Regions from separate parts of the Homo sapiens genome. Here all the other regions are linked to region 2. Evidence: chromatin contacts called from ENCODE Hi-C or POLR2A ChIA-PET data. All regions are on one chromosome and are shown on one strand. The core of a region is the stretch at or near the end of the contact, and the rest is flanking DNA. Distances in the headings are between cores, read along the strand shown. Region 1 holds the start of CSK (C-terminal Src kinase). Region 2 holds the start of MAN2C1 (mannosidase alpha class 2C member 1). Region 3 holds the start of ARID3B (AT-rich interaction domain 3B). Region 4 holds the start of UBL7-DT (UBL7 divergent transcript).

Region 1 (2,946 bases), core at 430-2,929, 590 kb before region 2:
GTATATTTTGAGCCTGATCTTACAAAAGAGGAAACAGCTCAGAGACCTTAGGTAACTAGCCCTAAGTCACACAGCTAGTAAGTGGACGGGTTGAAATTTAACTTGGAGACTTGAACCCCAAATTCATCTTTTTTCTGTTACACCACACCTATCTCTGAAACTTACTGGCTGTCTCCTCAAAGGACATCCCTCTCCAAAGGGCTGGCTCCAGCTGGGAAACCGGCCTAAGGGTGCCCTGGGTCAGAGGGCCGACCTGTGGTTTTGGGGGCAACTCCTCCTGGCATCCGAGGCTCTTTAAAACAATCTGCAGCCACACTGTCTCCCAGCTCCGTCTCCCACAGGGCTGTTTGCCCTCTTCTCGCTCCCTCGGGCCTCTTCATGCTTATTTTGTGTTCCAAGACTTTGTCAGCATGCCCCACTTCCTCCCCCCCAACCCCAAGAGTGCCTCTTCCCTCTGTCCACCCAAGCCTGACCCTTGCTTCAGGGTCTAGTCCCTAGAAAGTCCCCCACCTTTACCTCCTCCCTACGCTGGAGTCTCTGGTCTCGCCCTCATCACTGTATCCCCATTCTGTTCCCCGGTCTCACCCTCATCACTGCATCCCCATTCTGTTCCCCCGCCACCCTGCACTCTCCCACCCCTGTCATGCCTGAGCACGCTGTCCTCTCCTGTGGCTCAGAGCAGGTCATCTCCCTGCTTTTCGTTAACAGTGATGTAACAGCCCTTGCTTAACGGAGGGCTCCTCACGTGCCAGCTACTGCATACTAAGCACTTTAAACGTATTAACTCATTTCCTCCCCTCCCCACAAAAACTTAAGAAGTCGGTGCCATTATATATCACCTATTTTACCAAATGGGGAAACTAAAGCACAGAGAGGTTAAGTAACTTGCCCAAGGTCACAGAGCTGCTGACAACTTCTTTATTGCCTCCAGGCTGAACATAAACTCCAAGAAAGTCCCATGAGGCTCTTTGGATCTCTTTTGCCCCTGTTGTTTGCAGGAACCCATCTCCCACCACTCTCCCCCACCCACACTGCAAGCGGCAGCCGCCTGAGCTATATTTAGATCCCAGAAGCCACCAAGCTCCCTCCGCACTCCCCGCCCTTGTGCATGCTGTTCCCTCTGCCTGGTCCCGGCTCTGTGAGGTGTGAGGTCTCCCCGTTAGCCCTAGTTTTCTTTCTGCCTCCTGGGAACCGTGTCCACCACCTCTCCACTTTGATCAATTATTTCCTTGCCGTTGTCTGTCGGCCTGTCAGCCTACCCCCACCCGACCGAGAACGCCTTGACGGTAGTGAAATGGTCTTGCCAATAGACTCCAGAGCAGGCTCCGCCACGATGTCAGCGCCAGGAAATGTTGGTGAATGAATGAATGAAGGCTTTCTGCTGCGAATCAGGCCCACTCTCCACAAACAGACCTGAGGAGAGGGGCCCAGGCCCGGCCCCCAGCGCTTCTGCAGCGGGAAAGCTGCGTCCAGAGAAGGCTGGGAGGTTGCTCCCAGGCCGGCTGAGGAGAGACCCTCGGAGCCTTCAACGCAGCCAGGCGGCAAGTGGGGGCAGGGCGTGGGCGCGGACACACCCCCCGCAGTGCCCCCGGCGCCCGGCAGGGGGCGCCGCCCCGCCGGCCCACGCCCCGCCGCGCGCCGGGCAGGCCCCCTCGCGCAGGCGCGCTGCCGCGGGCGGAGGATCCGGGCCGCGCTTCCTCTCGCCAGGCCTGCGAGCTTCCTCCCAGCGGAGCCCTGGGCGAGCCGAGGTTGGCCGCCGCCGCCGCCGAGCCCGCTGCCGCCCTCCCGCTCCTGCCCCACCCGCGCCTTGCCCGGGGGCTTCTGCCGGGGTGGGGTCCGAGCCGGGCGACCGCCCGGCTGCGCCGCCGTCGGGGCCGTAACCCGGCCCGCCGTCCCTCCCGCCCCAGCCAGCCTCTGGCCGCCGGAGCCCGCGGGGCGTGGAGCGCGAGGAGCCCCGCGGCCCCGATCGAGCGTCCGGGGCGGCCCCCGGCAGCCAGCGCGACGTTCCAAAATCGAACCTCAGTGGCGGCGCTCGGAAGCGGAACTCTGCCGGGGCCGCGCCGGCTACATTGTTTCCTCCCCCCGACTCCCTCCCGCCCCCTTCCCCCGCCTTTCTTCCCTCCGCGACCCGGGCCGTGCGTCCGTCCCCCTGCCTCTGCCTGGCGGTCCCTCCTCCCCTCTCCTTGCACCCATACCTCTTTGTACCGCACCCCCTGGGGACCCCTGCGCCCCTCCCCTCCCCCCTGACCGCATGGACCGTCCCGCAGGCCGCTGATGCCGCCCGCGGCGAGGTGGCCCGGACCGCAGTGCCCCAAGAGAGGTGAGTGCCTGGCCGTCCCGGAGTGTCCCCTGGAGGGAAGAGGGTGGAGGTCGCGCGTCTAGTCTCTGTTGCTGCCACTGTCGCGTCCACTCCCATTCCCCTCTTCTCCCACTTCTCCCTTCTCTCCTTTACTCCCTTGCACGGGTTCGAATTCTCCCAGGAGCCACTGTCAGAACCCAAATTGGAAGGGAGTGCATGAGGGAGGTACTGCCCTGCAGCTCCACGGACTCGTCTTCTCGGGTCATCCCGAGTCCCCCCCTCTGTGGAGCTCAGAGTAGGAGGTGGCTGGAGTCTGGAGGAAGAGGATCCGTATGGGCCAGGTCCCTAGAGAGAGTGCTGGACTCCCCTGCCCTTCCCTGTACAGGGCCTCCCCGCAGGTGCCCTGGCTTGCTTGGTTCTGACCCCTCCCTCATTACCCCACCATGACCCTGCGGGCTGCAAGCAAGCCCAGGGCCCAGCCACCTCGGGTGAGCAGTTAGAAGCCCAGGTCCTAGGACTGAGCCTGTCACCCTTGGCCTCTCAGAAGACCAGGCCTAAGCCAAGGGATCTTTGGGTGGGAAACTGGGCAGGCCTTCTGCCCGGGGGGAGGTAACGGAGCATTAGCACCATGCCCCCACCTTCTGGCA
Region 2 (2,964 bases), core at 180-2,679:
GGAGTATAAGGACTAAACCTGATAAGGGTGGAGCATGAATAAGACACTTAACAGTGGTTATAGCTGGGGAATGGGATGGGTGATAAGGAGAGATCCATTACTTTATCTAGAACTGTTTGAAATGTTTTCCTATAAGTTTGTATTATACACAATAAAAACTAAGGACCAATTGCACAGATGCCCAAGTGGCAACTTCCCTAGTCCTGAAATCCTGATACCACCCTGTGGGCAGAGCAACTCAGCTGTGGCTTCTCCAGAGTCCACAGAAGAAGGGCTGTAGTCATTTCAGGGCTGAAATGTGGCCATACCTGGCCCTAGGACAGGGTTCCTCACCTGGACAGGTTCTCCATCACGCCACACCAGACCTTCTCCATCACTTTCCCAGCAAAGGTGAACTTCCTGGCCCACCCATGCCTCTGGGATGGTCAGCTCCACCCGGAACCAGCAGGTCCACCATCTGCAAGAGAGCTGTTGTGATAGGCCTAGAGGTAGAAGTCCTATCCTGATATCCTTCCTTGGATAAAGTGTCGGCAGGGGCTTGAAACTCTCCAAGCATCTGCAGTGTCACAAGGTACTCAGCTTTGAGTCACAAGAAAGGAGCAACAAGGTGAGAAGCAAGATGAGGGAAACAGGCAGAGGCGTCAAAGGTTCGTGATCCCTAGGGTGCCCTTCCTAAGGGATGTCCAGAGGCGGCCACGTGGGAATGAAAACCATCCCCTGAAGACCCAGGGACCAGAGAGCTGTTCCCAGCAGAGGGTGCTGCTCCCAGCAGAGGGTGCTGCTCGATCCCACGTAGTTGTCTACGGCAGAGGGCAGACAACGAAGGTGTGGCTGGGAGCTGGGTTGGGACTTCCCCTAGGCCTGTGGCCCCGCCCACCCGCTGGGCGTTACCTACGTGGGTCCGAAGCTGTCGCCGACCTGCGCGGGGCGGAAGTCCCGCTGGACTGCCTCCTGGTAGGGAAGTCTCTCCGGCGTCAGGAAGCTGGAGAGCACAGCCACAGGGCAGCTGGCCCCAAAAAGCCTGCGTGGGACGGGCCGGTGGGCACATGCTGGAGGCCGCCCCGTTTCCGCCTGGGGGCCAGCTGGCCGGTGGGGCCGCACTTTCCCTGGATCCTCCGCCAAGAGGGCTGCCTGGCCGCTCCGCGGCACAGTCCATTCCCTACCCCCTCCTCCCCGGCCCCTGCCCTGCCCGCGGCGGGCACTTTGTCCCGCGGCCCGGGTGGCTGCAGCTTAGGTTTCTCCCCGGAAGGAAAGCTTGAGGCGCACGGTTGCGGTCGGCCGGCTGCGGGGGACCAGGGGCCACACCTGCCGCGGAGGTTACAGTCGGTAAAGTAGAGCGGCGACACGAACTTCTCCACCCGCTCCAGCGTGGTGCGCCAGTGCTTCAAGGCCGGCGCAGCCGCCATCGCCGGGCTCTCGCTCCTCTTTCCGGAAGGCCCCTGGCGCTACCGTTCCGCTCCACGGCAGGAAACCAAAGGTTCCGGCGTCCAGAGGGCGCCTCCCAGTCCCGGGCAGCTTTTCTTGGAACACCGGCGGCTCTCGGAAGCCCAGCTGCTGTCTGAACTTTGAGCCGAGTTGGAAGCTAGAAACTGTTTTTGAGGCTCTCCTATGTTGTCCGAAATAGTGGGCCGCAGGGAAAATCTCAAAATAAAATGGGAAATTTGACGATTAGAACTCTCGAAAGTCTCAAGACAGAGACTTAGGCCATTCGGCAAGACAGGCGGGAGCCTCAGCTGCTGCAGACCCAGCCTCAGAAGCAGCAACCGGGAGACCTCTGGCTCTAGCTGTCGGTGAACACGGAAAGTGGTGTTTGCTTAACGTGGAGCCAGACTACCCGGAATAGGTGTTTTCATACCGGACGGAGATCAGGGTGTTAGTGAGCAGGGTGGTAGAGCTTTACGCCCAAGTTACTACGACTTACTCGATTACACGCTTTACTGAATGTATATTGCTAACTCTTGCACATCACCAGAAACTCTGGAGTTTGAGGTGGCAGAACAGTCATGGCATTGACGATCCCAATGGAAAAATGTATTTCACCATACAGGACTGTAGAGTCCCGGGAAGCCATAATACCAGAAACAGACCTCCAGTTTCATTCTCATCCCTAGTACTCCACTGACAGCTTTATTTTTTTTCTCCTGGGGTTGCCAAGAGTCTTTGTCTATAAAATCATTAGGAACAAAAAAAAATACACAAGATTAGCCCTGATATTTTAATGGAAATACTGACCAAGTTTACAACATTTCAAATGCAGATCACACGGAAAGGTGACTAAGTACAGAATAACAAATGTGATTTAAAACAAAGATAACCTGCTGCTGCATATAATACAGGTTGGGTTTAGAGCTTGGAGCTCAGATGTCAGACAGCAGGAGGAATAAAAATGCTACTTGTGAAAACCCAGGCTGTAGGTAAAACTTACTCTTTTGTTGGTTGCACTGGTGGGTTGGGACTTTCTCCTGAACTGGCCTTGAAATCCTATCCTGACCTGCAGGCAAGTGCTCTGGACAAAACACTGCAGGGGCAGCAACAGCTGGGGCTGACCCTGATCACACCCCACCAATTTCCCCTATGGTTCCAGGTCAACATGACCTTTCTTGAGGGAACACGGGGATAGGTGAATTATTTGAGAAAACCTCAAGATCTTTCCCCTAAATCAGTACACATGACCACCGCCAAGTCAGACACTGCCCCAGCTTTGCCCTAAAATCTCATCCCACAAAGCTCTTTTTGGCACCCTACACTTTGGCTCACAGTCTCTTCTCCCCAGTACAAAAAAAGCCTAAAATCAGGCCAGGGTGGCTCACACCTGTAATCTCAGCACTTTGCGAGGCCGAGGTGGGAGGACAGCTTGAGGCCAGGAGTTTGAGACCAACCTGGGCAGCATAGCAAGACCCTGTCTCTACAAAAAGTTAAAAAATTAGCTGGGCGTGGTGGCATGCAGCTACTCAGGAGGCCGAG
Region 3 (2,877 bases), core at 34-2,533, 830 kb before region 2:
AGACTCCTTCTAAAAAAAAAAAGTGAAATAACAGTAATAACAGTTATGCTGTAATTCTATTTTTTTTGGGGGGGGGGAACAGTGTCTCTGTCACCCAGGCTGGAGTGCAGTGGCACAATCATGGCTCACTGCAACCTCCGCCTCTCCTGGGCTCAGGTGATCTCCCACCTCAGCCTTCCGAGTAGATGGGACCACAGGCATGCGCCAAAACGCCTCATTAAACTTTGTATTTTTTGTAGAGATGGGGTATCGCCTTGTTGCCCAGGCTGCTCTCCAACTACTGGGCCCAAGAGATTCGCCTGCCTCAGCCTTCCAAAGTGCTGAAATTACAGGCGTGAGCTACTGCATCAGGCCTATAATTCAAAAGTAGTCAAGCTGAGAGAATAGCAGGCTGTGGTTGAAAAGAGGGTTGTTCAAATTACTGAGTCGTGACGCGATAGCGTTTGGAGGGACAAGGTCCAGGTTTTAACTGGGATTGGGAGGCTGATATAAGGGTCGCTAAAGACGAGGCCCGATGTTGAATGGGTTGGCCACATAGGCTCTGAAATTATCAAAGATGGTCAGACGGGAGACAGACAAGGAGCTGGATACACAGATCGGCAGATTATCTCCAAACGGGGTGAAGTAGGTGACAGAGTCTAAGGGGAAGGGCTGAAGAAGCAAGTGTTTTTACAAGAGGTGACAGCACCTGGCACATAATCCCGACCTCTGCAAACTGAGACCTGAGAATACTAATTCATGTGAGAAAGTTTCAAGGGACGCAACATTCTCGGGACAGCCAGGTCTCTGTCCCAGGAAGGAGCGGAGAAGTTTAGAGACAAGCTGATCTAAACACGAGAACCTCTGAGGAAGACCGGCTTGAAGGCAGGAGATTGAGGAGGGGACCGAAGCGACGGCAAACCCTACACTCCTCTGCTCTTTAGTTACTTTCCTCCCAGCCAACCGCCCAAGCCACACCAACCTCCGCAATAGAAAACGCTCGGAGAACACGATCTCCCGCCCAGCTCTTTTCAACTCCCCGCGGAAGTGCTCACACCGGAACCCCTCTGTGTCCGCACTTTGCCATTGGCCGAGGCTTCCGCCCGCTTCCATTCGCTTCCTCCCACAACTCAGTCGGGCTGCGCGGTCCGTAGGAGTCACTTCCGCCTCGTCCCACCCCGCCCCCCGGTCCCTTTCTAGCAGCTTCCGGCTTCGGTCCCGCCCCGCCCCCTGTGGCCCCGCCCCGCCCCCGCCCCCGCCCCTGGCTGGCGGTCCAGCCCCGCGGCGCCGCTTCCGGTGCGGGCCCCGCCCCGGCTGTGGCCCCCGGCTGCGGAGGAGTCCGAGACGCAGCTGCCGCGCCGGGGCCTGAGCTGCCGCCTCCTCCGCCGCCCGAAAACCCGGAGTGCCCCGCACAGGTAAGTGGCCCGGGTCCGGGCTCCCTCAGGCATGGCGGGAGAGGAGGCTGCGACAGGTGGAGGGGCCGAGGCCAGGAGCCGAGGCAGGTGTAGAGAGAGAGGGGAATGCGCGAGTCGGGGGCGCGGGGACCGCGAAGGAAAGTGAGAGCGCCGCGGGAGCCCCGAGCGCCCTGTGCCCATTAGGGCATTTGAGATAAAGCGTTTGAGATAAAGCGATGAGAAGGGTGAGGGGCCCTGGAGCTGAGTGGGCGCGCAGATAGGTGGGGCGGGGGCCATCGGAAGAGCCAGCGGATTGGCTGGGAGGGTTGGTAGAGGTAAAAATGATAGGGCTGAATGGGGGGAGGTGAATAAAGAATGGGGGGAGGCGTGCAGGGGTGACCGGGAAGGTGGGCTGTGGGGCTTACAGGGGCCCGGGGCCAAAAGAATCCGGCAGCAAAAGCAGGGGAATGGTCAGCAGGCCGGGTTCAAAGCTGCAGGTAGTCCGTTGTACCCGGCTTGGTGGTCCGGGAACTTTAGGGGAAATGGGGGAGGGGCCCGTGTGAAGGGATGAAGAGGTTTAGATTTGAGACATAAGTTCTCCAAATGTAGGCAGGTGGCATTGTTTGGATCGCTGGCTGCTTAGGGACTGCGGGAAAATGGGCTCTTTGGGGGAGGGTGTGTGTATTGAGTTGTAGAACTGAGTCATCTCAGTCTTACTATAAGAGGCTGTGGGAGGGACACCTCCCCCTCTGCTGGGGACAGCATTCAGAGAAGATGGTGCCACAAGACAAGAAGCAGTTGTTCAGTGACTGGCAGGACTTGGTTGAGAAGTTATTCCGATCGTGATTGATTGACTGTAATGACTATGAGGACATTTAAAATGAACACCGAATTATTTGCTTTATTCTGTAATTTTCTTTGACCCAAATTGTTTTCATTTTAAATGAACACTTTTGCCAACTGAATTTAATGTGGATGTAAATCTTGTCATGCTTTTTTACACTGTAAGAAGAGCTAAAGCAGAATGAAAGTATTGCTGCAAGCGTAACTCACACTTTCTGAAGTGCCAAGAGAGGAAGTAAAGGCAGTAAGAGGCAAATTGGAATGCGAATCTTTCACAGAACACAAAAGGCACAAACAGGGCTATAAGATAAACAGAAAATGAGAATTTTTAATCTCTACTAATTGGCCTAGCTTTAAAAATTGTACCCTTTTTTACTCTAACCTGGAAAAAATCTTAAATCCAAGCAGTTTTTATTGCTGAAGATGTGATTACTTCTCCGTGAATTTTTGAAGATACTAAAGACACTTTGTTTTTTGTCTTTCGACCCAATCCTAAAACACTGGAACAATGCAGATATCAAGTCCCAACATGTGCAGTGCAGCTTCTTTCATGTGATGACAAAATTGTACGCCATGTTGCAAGTCCTGTTCACCTAAAATTGCCCTTGCATAGTAATCCATTCAGTTATGGAGACTTGCTGAAGAAACATAACTCAAGTGA
Region 4 (3,003 bases), core at 294-2,793, 910 kb before region 2:
TTGAGAGGCCTAGGCGGGCGGATTGCCTAAGCTCAAGAGTTCAAGACCAGCCTGGCCAACATGGTGAAACCCGTCACTACTAAAAATACAAAAATTAGCTGGGCGTGGTAGTGCGCACCTGTAGTGCCACCTACTCGGAAGGCTGAGGTTGCAGTGAGCCAAGATCACGTCACTGCACTCCAGCCTGGGTGACAGAGAGAGACTCTGTCGCAAAAAAAAAAAAAAAAAAAAAAAAAAAAGCCAGACGCGGTGGCTCACACCTGTAATCCTGTCACTTTGGGAGGCCGCGGAGGACGGATCACTTAAGATCAGGTGTTTGAAACCAGCCTGGCCAACATGGTGAAACTACATCTCTACTATAATAGAAAAAATTTGCAGGGCGTGGTGGCAGGCGCTTGTAATCCCAGCTACTTGAGAGGCTGAGGCAGGAGAATTGCTTGAACCCGGGAGGTGGAGGTTGCAGTGAGCCGAGATAGCGCCACTGCACTCCAGCTTGGGCGACAGAGACTCCGTCCCTCCCTGCCCCACCCCGGCCCCCCAGAAAAAGACCTCTTCCAATACCTCTAAACCATCTATATAAATTAAGTCTAAACTTCATCGCCTGGCTTACAAAACTCCCTGCCAGCCTCATTCCCCAACAGAGCCCTACCCCTGCAAAGGACCTCCACAACATGTAAGTACACACTCATAACAAAGCTCTCCCCTATTTTACACCTCTGCTCATCTAACTCTGCATGTAATTTCTCTTCCCTTTTTGGCCTTTTAGCAAACTCCTACCGAAACCAACACAGATTCAATAACCTCAGTCCCCTCTCTTTCCTCTGTTGTTCCCACATCCCCTCAGAACAAAAGGGCTACAAATATCTGCTTGCCCCCTCCTCCACCCCAATTCTTGAATGCCCTTGAAAACAAAAGACTAAAGTTTTCTTCATCCTTGTCCCCATACCTGGCATACATGGAACCCCAGAAAATAAATCAGAAACTCTGACGGCGGAAGAATCTTGCAAAGCAAGATAAGTTCTTGTTATAGTCATCATTATTGCTTCCAAAGAGACCTCTGATAGAGAAGAGGAAAGAAAAGGCTGTGAAGCTGCCTAGCAGACCTTCAAGCATCCTCAAGGTATCTTCCACCTCAAGTTTATGCCAGAAGGAGGTCGTTTTATATACCATGTCTCACTTAATCCTCACAACGGTTCCCTAAGGCAGGCATTAGCCACATTTTAAAGATGAGGGAAGCAAGACTCAGTAAAATCACTGGCCCAAGGTCACAGATCGCTAGTAATGGGGCAGGAACACTATCCGGTGGCGACCTCACCGCTCCAGTGGGACCAGCTACTTGGCTGACACACATCGAGCCCGCGCTGCCCAGGGCCCCAGCGCCCTCACCCGTCCCGCGGAAGGAACCCGGCCGCACTGCCGCCGGTGTAAACACTCACTCTGGCCCTCTCGCCGGAAACCGGAAATTCCGCGCTGCATTCTGGGAGTTGCAGTTCCCGCTGTGGCCCCCCGCCCCCTTATAAACAGCCAGTCTACAAGAGGCGCTAGTTGCAAAGCTTCCGGTTCTGGGGGAAGGCGTGGCTTCCGCGCTCTTTGAAATGTCCGGCGCCGGAATGTCTGGGTGCTTTGGTTGGAGAGGGTCCCATTTCCAGTCATTCTTCAGCCTGGTGATTCCCGCGCTCCCCTGAGGAGCATATGAAGTACGTCGGTTCTGCCAGGTTGGAACGCGCTGCTGGACACTCGGCCGTAAGGCGGATCCCGGATCCCCTCCCACTCCGACCCTTCCCTCCAGAAGGGCCGGTTCCCAAACGGCCCCTTTAGACACATCCAAGCGGTTGCCGACGGCCCTCACGATGAAAACTGCTGTCCGTTGGTGAAGGCAGCCTCTTCTGTGCTCCTCGCCGCTGACTTCCTGAGGCGGACCTACCTGTGGAGGCATACCAGGAACCAGACGATGACCCCCTCCAAAAGTTGGGTCTTTGAGGAGAGCTACTAACTTGGGTTCCTGGTACACCCTCTACATGCAGTGGTGAAGCTTATCTAACAGTCATTCATAGAATCAGTTTGGGAAGGGGAATTTTCACTGAACTCTCATAGAGAAACTGTGTTTTAGATAACAGAAAGTTCTGCACGGTTAAAATGGAACAGAAATTTTTTTGCACAGAAATTAGGATTACCGAAAATACTGAAGAAAGACTACCTCTGATTGGACTCTTCTCAAGGAATTAATAATTCAAGAACTAAGGAAAGAAAAAAGTGATTATATGAAAATACTGAAGTTGATCGTAGCAGCTGAAGGCTGATCCTGTGTGGGTAAATGTAAACGCTGAATTCCCACATTCCAATGTGCGACCTGGGATTAAGGCAGCAATTGAGCAGGGTAATGTTACTGAGGAGAGCGAACAGATCGCAGGATCTCAGAAGGCCTAACATTAAAGGCAGATCACCCCTCTGTTCTCATAAGTTATATGGGGAGTTTTGAAATGGCTTTCACTGTCTTCAGGGAGTTTATCTTCAGGATAACTCCCATGTATGTTGTGGGCGCATTAGGAACCCATGGCTGTTCCCAAAGTCTCCCTTTCCCATCCTACCCATTTTTAGATATACCCCCTCTTTCAGTAATCCTTCCTAACTAGACTTCTTTAGACTCCTTCCTCTCCTGCCTACTAAGTTACTTGCACCTGAGCTCCATAATTTATCAAAATTATATATTGTGAATACTTTCCCAGTTCATGATTTTTTTTTTACTCTTAATGGTATTAGATAATTTAATTTCATTTTAAAACTTTTTTTTTTTTTTGAGACGGAGTCTTGCTCTGTCGCCCAGATTGGAGTGCAGTAGTGGCCGATCTCGGCTCACTGCACCCTCCGCCTCCCGGGTTCAAGAGATTCTCATGCCTCAGCCTCTTGAGGAGCTGGGGCTACAGGTACCTGCCACCACGCCCGGCTAATTTTTGTATTTTTAGTAGAGACGGGGTTTCACCACGTTGGCCAGGCTGCTCGAAC

What was found. A loop is a pair of places that touch in the nucleus more often than their neighbours do. ChIA-PET counts read pairs that join two places held with the same protein, here RNA polymerase II (POLR2A). Pooled maps may share reads with other maps.
Region 1: a loop to region 2 is called in a pooled map, with 5 times the contacts of the local background. The contact joins the promoter of CSK here to the promoter of MAN2C1 in region 2. A Hi-C loop is called at or near these places in 1 of 168 maps with a recorded cell type or tissue (B cell), 1 of 37 single-sample maps with no recorded cell type and 9 of 50 pooled maps. POLR2A ChIA-PET finds 5 or more read pairs at or near these places in 1 of 52 experiments (HepG2).
Region 3: a map of CD8-positive, alpha-beta T cell shows a loop between it and region 2 (7-fold over the local background). The contact joins the promoter of ARID3B here to the promoter of MAN2C1 in region 2. A Hi-C loop is called at or near these places in 2 of 168 maps with a recorded cell type or tissue (CD4-positive, alpha-beta T cell and CD8-positive, alpha-beta T cell), 1 of 37 single-sample maps with no recorded cell type and 11 of 50 pooled maps. POLR2A ChIA-PET finds 5 or more read pairs at or near these places in 4 of 52 experiments (A673, CD4-positive, alpha-beta T cell and activated CD8-positive, alpha-beta memory T cell).
Region 4: a loop to region 2 is called in a pooled map, with 9 times the contacts of the local background. The contact joins the promoter of UBL7-DT here to the promoter of MAN2C1 in region 2. A Hi-C loop is called at or near these places in 1 of 37 single-sample maps with no recorded cell type and 5 of 50 pooled maps. POLR2A ChIA-PET finds 5 or more read pairs at or near these places in 1 of 52 experiments (activated CD4-positive, alpha-beta T cell).

What each region holds. Positions count from the first base shown.
Region 1 is chr15:74,780,401-74,783,346 of GRCh38, forward strand. It overlaps CSK (C-terminal Src kinase), which reads left to right and starts at 1,680. Exons shown (of 13, transcript NM_004383.3): 1 at 1,680-2,320. RefSeq lists enhancers at 1,130-1,249, 1,270-1,339, 2,382-2,946 and silencers at 1,560-1,779, 1,890-2,149.
Region 2 is chr15:75,367,178-75,370,141 of GRCh38, forward strand. MAN2C1 (mannosidase alpha class 2C member 1) reads right to left here and starts at 1,430. Exons shown (of 26, transcript NM_006715.4): 1 at 1,306-1,430; 2 at 896-1,021; 3 at 334-457. The coding sequence starts at 1,406. It overlaps SIN3A (SIN3 transcription regulator family member A), which reads right to left. Exons shown (of 21, transcript NM_001145358.2): 21 at 2,202-2,964. RefSeq lists a silencer at 1,097-1,176 and enhancers at 1,203-1,735, 1,307-1,626, 1,311-1,605.
Region 3 is chr15:74,539,937-74,542,813 of GRCh38, forward strand. ARID3B (AT-rich interaction domain 3B) reads left to right here and starts at 1,284. Exons shown (of 9, transcript NM_006465.4): 1 at 1,284-1,394. LOC124903528 (a long non-coding RNA gene) reads right to left here and starts at 1,152. Exons shown (of 2, transcript XR_007064719.1): 1 at 962-1,152. RefSeq lists enhancers at 540-669, 604-1,145, 720-869, 2,220-2,279 and silencers at 1,170-1,529, 2,046-2,230.
Region 4 is chr15:74,459,722-74,462,724 of GRCh38, forward strand. UBL7-DT (UBL7 divergent transcript) reads left to right here and starts at 1,544. Exons shown (of 4, transcript NR_120377.1): 1 at 1,544-2,306. UBL7 (ubiquitin like 7) reads right to left here and starts at 1,439. Exons shown (of 11, transcript NM_032907.5): 1 at 1,316-1,439. RefSeq lists enhancers at 5-524, 680-1,526, 981-1,070, 1,361-1,510, 2,458-2,958 and 1 more.